Linked DNA regions of Homo sapiens: region 2 is linked to region 1. The links are chromatin loops, found by intact Hi-C in ENCODE. Cell type or tissue: dorsolateral prefrontal cortex. All regions are shown on one strand.

The links. Peaks named below come from ENCODE experiments on the same cell type or tissue, not always from the same donor. Only the 100,000 strongest peaks of a DNase experiment are listed, where the experiment ranks them.
Region 2: a loop joins it to region 1, with 3 times the contacts of the local background. A loop is called at or near these places in 1 of 110 quality-filtered maps.

The regions. Positions count from the first base shown.
Region 1 is chr13:100,720,773-100,723,272 of GRCh38, forward strand. The region is part of intron 1 of NALCN-AS1 (NALCN antisense RNA 1); the gene reads left to right. Among named protein-coding and RNA genes, the nearest start is that of NALCN-AS1, 14 kb to the left of the region's middle. In dorsolateral prefrontal cortex, CTCF peaks have their summits at 1,330 (motif pointing right) and 1,532; a DNase peak (open chromatin) is centred at 1,309; H3K27ac peaks cover 798 bases.
Region 2 is chr13:100,645,144-100,647,643 of GRCh38, forward strand. The region is part of intron 6 of TMTC4 (transmembrane O-mannosyltransferase targeting cadherins 4); the gene reads right to left. Among named protein-coding and RNA genes, the nearest start is that of TMTC4, 28 kb to the right of the region's middle. In dorsolateral prefrontal cortex, a CTCF peak has its summit at 1,342 (motif pointing right); DNase peaks (open chromatin) are centred at 1,338 and 1,948; H3K27ac peaks cover 2,500 bases.

The DNA.
Region 1 (2,500 bases):
GGAGCAAGCTCTGAATAAGTAGCCTTTGCCTTTCTTGTGTGGGTTGTGTTCATTTATTTCTACATAGAGAAGGCAGAATAAAAGAAGTGCTAAAAACACCTACAAATTTCATACTGTGTGGGAACAAAGGGAAGAGTAATTCCTTCTGTCCCAGGAGGCTGGGAAGGCAACCTTGCAGCAAGTTGCTGAAAAACACCATGGTGCATTCCTAAAGAGCCTCCTTTTAAATTCTGATACACTAGTGCTAAAATAACTTGTGGACTGTTTTTCAGAAGGGAGACATGTTGTCCCACCTCCAAAGGGAGAAATTAGTCCTCTGAGGCCGCCGATGCTAAGGCTGCTGGTGGCTAAGGTTAGCCTCCCGCCAGCTCAGGGTTCTAAGAAAGACTTGCATCACTGACTCTGGCAGGGCTCACGTATACTTCAGGATTTCTCTGCTGGACATGAGCATAATTGTCCATAAATACATGAGAAAGGCTATGTATTTTCATTGCTATTGGCTAAATAGGCTGTTGAGATATTTATGGGCTTTCGGCCCAATTTTCTCCCTTTATCCACCTCCTTCAAGCAGATAGACCCGAGATTCTTTGCCCCCAGGAAGGCTTGAGGCTGCCTGACTTGATTCTAAACCCACTGAGGAGATAAGGCTGTAGGTCCCTGAGAGGCACTTCAATGATGAGGTGTCCTGCTTGGAGATCTGATACCGCAGAGGGGCAGGAGGGAGAGGTACGTGAATCAAGAGCAGGAAGTCTGAGGGTCTTAGAGGAGAGGGAGTCTTGGTCATGGCTTCCTGGAAGCACATGGAGATGCTGACGGACCCAGGGGAGAATCCAAGAATCCAAAGGCCGTCCAGCTCATTTAGGGAGATGGAGTCTCATGGCAGCAATGGGGCCCAGCTGGGGCCATGCAGGGGGAAGAGGATGTCTCAGCAATTAGCAAACTGATGCGAGTCCAGGGGGCATGTCACAGACCTGCAGCAGTGCACACAGACCTCCATAACCGTGCGAGAGCTTCAGGGAGACATCCGGAAACTCTGAAAGTCATTGAGGTTAGATTTTCTACCAGCCTGGTATTATTAGCACTGGGATCAGAAATCAAATTAATTTATATAAATAAAGAGATGTGCTGTTTCCTGAGTTTGTGAACTATGATTCATGTATGAACTTGATGCTTATGAAGTTAACAAAAAAGGGTCATAGAATAAATTAATACAAATGATCTCACGTGTGTATGCATAATTTCAGGGTGGGCTGTATGTACGGAAACACTCATGGTGTGGGGAGGCTGGAGGACCAAGTAGGGGAGATAGATGAATTATCTGGCCGCCCACTAGATGGCGTTAAGGAGCATGTTGTTTTACCTCTGTGGGCAGATTTCTTTGCCCTTCCTCTCTCTTTTCCTTACTACAGATTTTGCAGCGATTCTTTATGTCAGTATTCTATGTTTGTGAATTAGTAAGAACTTAGACTCCCTTAGGAAAATGCATTGAGTAGGAGTTGAAAGCTGAGTAGAAATGATGAGGAGGTTGGGAAATATTAAATCTTTCGTATATAAATTCTTGGTGCTGTTTATATTTCTGGCTTTAGAAAAAAGAGAGCTAGAACATATTTCTTTTCAGGGAGAAATGTTTTTAAACAAGCAATATTTGGGAGAACACATAACCAACATCTACAAATTACAAAAATGTGATTTGATCAGAAATATTTACAGGATTTCTAACAGAAAAACTAACTGGTCTTGATTTGTGGCTTAGAGAGGCAGCCTGCAGCTTCATAGCCTCCTATGGTTCCTGCTCTCCTGCCGCTGGCTTTGGCAAAGAGAGTCTCTTTGGTGGCAGCAGTCGGGGGAGAATGGAGGAGGGGGGATGATTCTGGCCATTGTTGGTACTGGATTCTGGGAGCAGGGCATGGCAGAGGCCAGTACTCTTGGAAGGAGGCTATTGATGGATGGCAGTCAGTTCCTAGAGCGCTGTGCAATTACAGTGTAACACCAGCCTGTGGCAGGCTCCTGGAGAGGAAGCCAACTGCCTCCCTTCTGGCCAAAAACCAGCTTCTGAGATATGGGTGCTCAGGTGGGAAGGAGACCTGGGCCCCTGGCAGGACGATGCTTCACAGTAAAGAACGAAGGCTGGAGGCCGATTCCGTGGTTTAGTTCCAGCATAAGGTGTACCTGGGTGCAGAGGGCTTGCCCCAGCCCGGGCACCAGAGATGACAGATCTGCTTGGCAACAAGGGAATCCTGGGAGGGAGGCGGAGTAGACAGAATTGCCCCCCAAAGATGTCCGCATTCTAATTCCTGGAGCCTGTGGATATGTTTCATTACATGGCAAAAGGGATTTTACAGATGCGATTGACATTACTATTAATAGTCGGTTGGCATGAAGATAGCGAGATTGTCCTGGGTCATGGGGGGTTGGAGGATACCAATGTGGTCACATGAGCCCTTCAAGCAGAGAATCCTAGGAGAGGGCAATAGGATACTCAAGTATGAGGCTGATACCA
Region 2 (2,500 bases), 76 kb before region 1:
TCTTTTGCCTTCAGGATAATGGTTCCTCTTCTGACCGTGGCTTTAAAGGCCTTGCTGAAGTGGCCACCGCGAACCCTCTCCAGCCCCTCCCAGCATACACTCACTCCAGGCCCACCACCACTGCCCACTTGCAGGTTCTCACCTGGGTGTGCTTACTGAGTTCCCTTGGGGCAGAACAGTCCTGGCAGAATCCTACCCAATCAATAAAGCTGTTAAATGTCACTTATGCTGTGAAAAGCCAAACCCCACCCTCTCAGGCAGGTCTCTCTGCAATTCACTTGTTTCCTTCCACAGTTAAGAGAGCAAACACCCCTGCTGTATGCACACCTGACTGCCCCTGTGAGCAGGTGAGCCCTCTGTGAGCAGGTAAGCCCGGTTCACCTCTCCATGTCCCTGACTGCCCCTGTGAGCAGGTGAGCCCCGTGCACCTCTCCATGTCCCTGACTGCCCCTGTGAGCAGGTGAGCCCCGTGCACCGCTCCAAGTCCCTGACTGCCGCTGTGAGGTGAGCCTTGTTCACTGACTGCCCCCGTAGATTAGGTTAGGCCCAGCTGTAGTGCTCTAAACTGCCCTGATCACAGTCTATCACAATATTCCTCACAGAGTTTATCACAAGCACTTGATTTTCTGTCATTCCCGAGTCGAGGGTCTGTCCACCTCGGCACTCATCACATGTGGGCTACTTACTTTTTTTGGAGGGGGGTTGCCCTGTGAATCACAGAATGTTTAGCAGTACCCTCAGCTTCTACTCATCAGAGGCCAGTAGCACCACCCCCTACCGCTCCCCTCAGTGGTGACAATCAAAAATGTCACAGATATTGCCGGATGTCAGTAGGGGCGTGGGGAGGGTAGGAAATCACTCCCACTTGAGAACCATTGCCCTAAACCAGTGCCACTCACGGGTGTGTGGTCCATGAACCTGCACCTGGATCTTATTAGACTCAGGCCCCACTGAGATCTGATGAATCAGAAATTGAGGATGGGAACCAGTAATCGGCCTTTAACAAGCTTTCCAGGTGGCTCTGATGCTCCCTAAAGGCAGGGTGCACCCTCTTGAGAGTAAGCCTGTTCACGGCTGGACGGCTGGCACCATGCCTGGCTCATAGGAGCAACTAAAAATTGTTCTGACTAAATCAGCAGGCCCGACTGACGCTGGAAGGGCAGTATATGTTCAGTGAGTGAAGTGACTATCTACTCTCTATCAAAAGGGGTGCAATAAGCTTTGTGCTCCCGACAAATCATGGAACCGCAGGTGTCAACACTGCTTCTTAGAGGCTGTGCATCATCTCTCCTGCAAGGATGGAAATGCTGGAATCCCTTCCAAGATGCTTCCAGCAGGGGGCCACCTGGCCTCGACTTGAGTAACTTCACTGGTGGGGATTAATTTTCAAACCACAGCCCGTTTCATTAAACTCTGGGTTGTTAGATTATTCTAAATGCTGAGCCCAAGCCTGTCTCCCTAAACTTCAGGTCTTAGCTGTGCCCTTGGGCAGCGATCCTCCAAGTTGTTCAGGAGGCATGGAGCCCGGAAGTCAGGCTTCCTCTACTGAATACCATTACACAACAGTATGCTTAGATCCATCAAGCAAACTAAGGATCATTTTACTTGCAGAAATTAATTACTTTCTATGTATCTAATGTCAAAAGATCACAATAAGGAGCCACAACAACAACAAAACCCTGTTAAATTACACATAATTCCAATTTGAGCACTTAACGTATTTATTGTTTCATGTGGGCATTTGCTAGCACTCATCAGCAGATAAGTATTGGCAGGCACTAAAGCTCTAAAAAAAATTATGGCCGAAATAACCCTAAACTAACAGATTGATGAATTCTTTTAGGCTATGGTTTGGGGAAAGGGACACAAGCTTTAGCGAGAGAGCACAGCGTCCAGCTTACAAGTCCATGCCAGAGCCTCGGAGAAGTCCGGGCCTTCCGCCACGTCATGAGAGATGGGTGGCTTTGTCCACTCAGTCTCGGTACAGCCTCTCTTCCCGTGACACATGTTCCTGAGTCTGGGTCAAACTACCTTTAGGATTTTCTCCTATTAGCAGTTTATTTGTAAACAAAACCTTTAATTATAAACGACCTGATTAATTACCATGGGATCTCATCCAGAGATAAACAGAGCAAGAGACCCCTGGCCCCTGCCGGCCACTCTAGACCCAGCACGAGGAGATGGTGCCATGGCCGGGCTCCATCCATTGTTTTCAAGTTGACCAGGCGCTCAGCTCCATAGCTCACTAGAAACCAAATGGACACCCTCCACCCCACCCCATCCCATCCCACCAAACTGTTACCTGAATTTGTTTTTTGTAGGCTTCTTTCACTCTCAGAATTTGTGTTGGTACTTCTCAACTAAACATAATACATTCCCCAATGTAACAGTCTCTGTTCTTAATTTCAAAAGCAAGTTCCTTGATTTTACATTTCTGCCTAGAAAAACGGAATTATCTTGTATTTTTACTTGACTGTAACATGGATTAATTTTCCCCCAT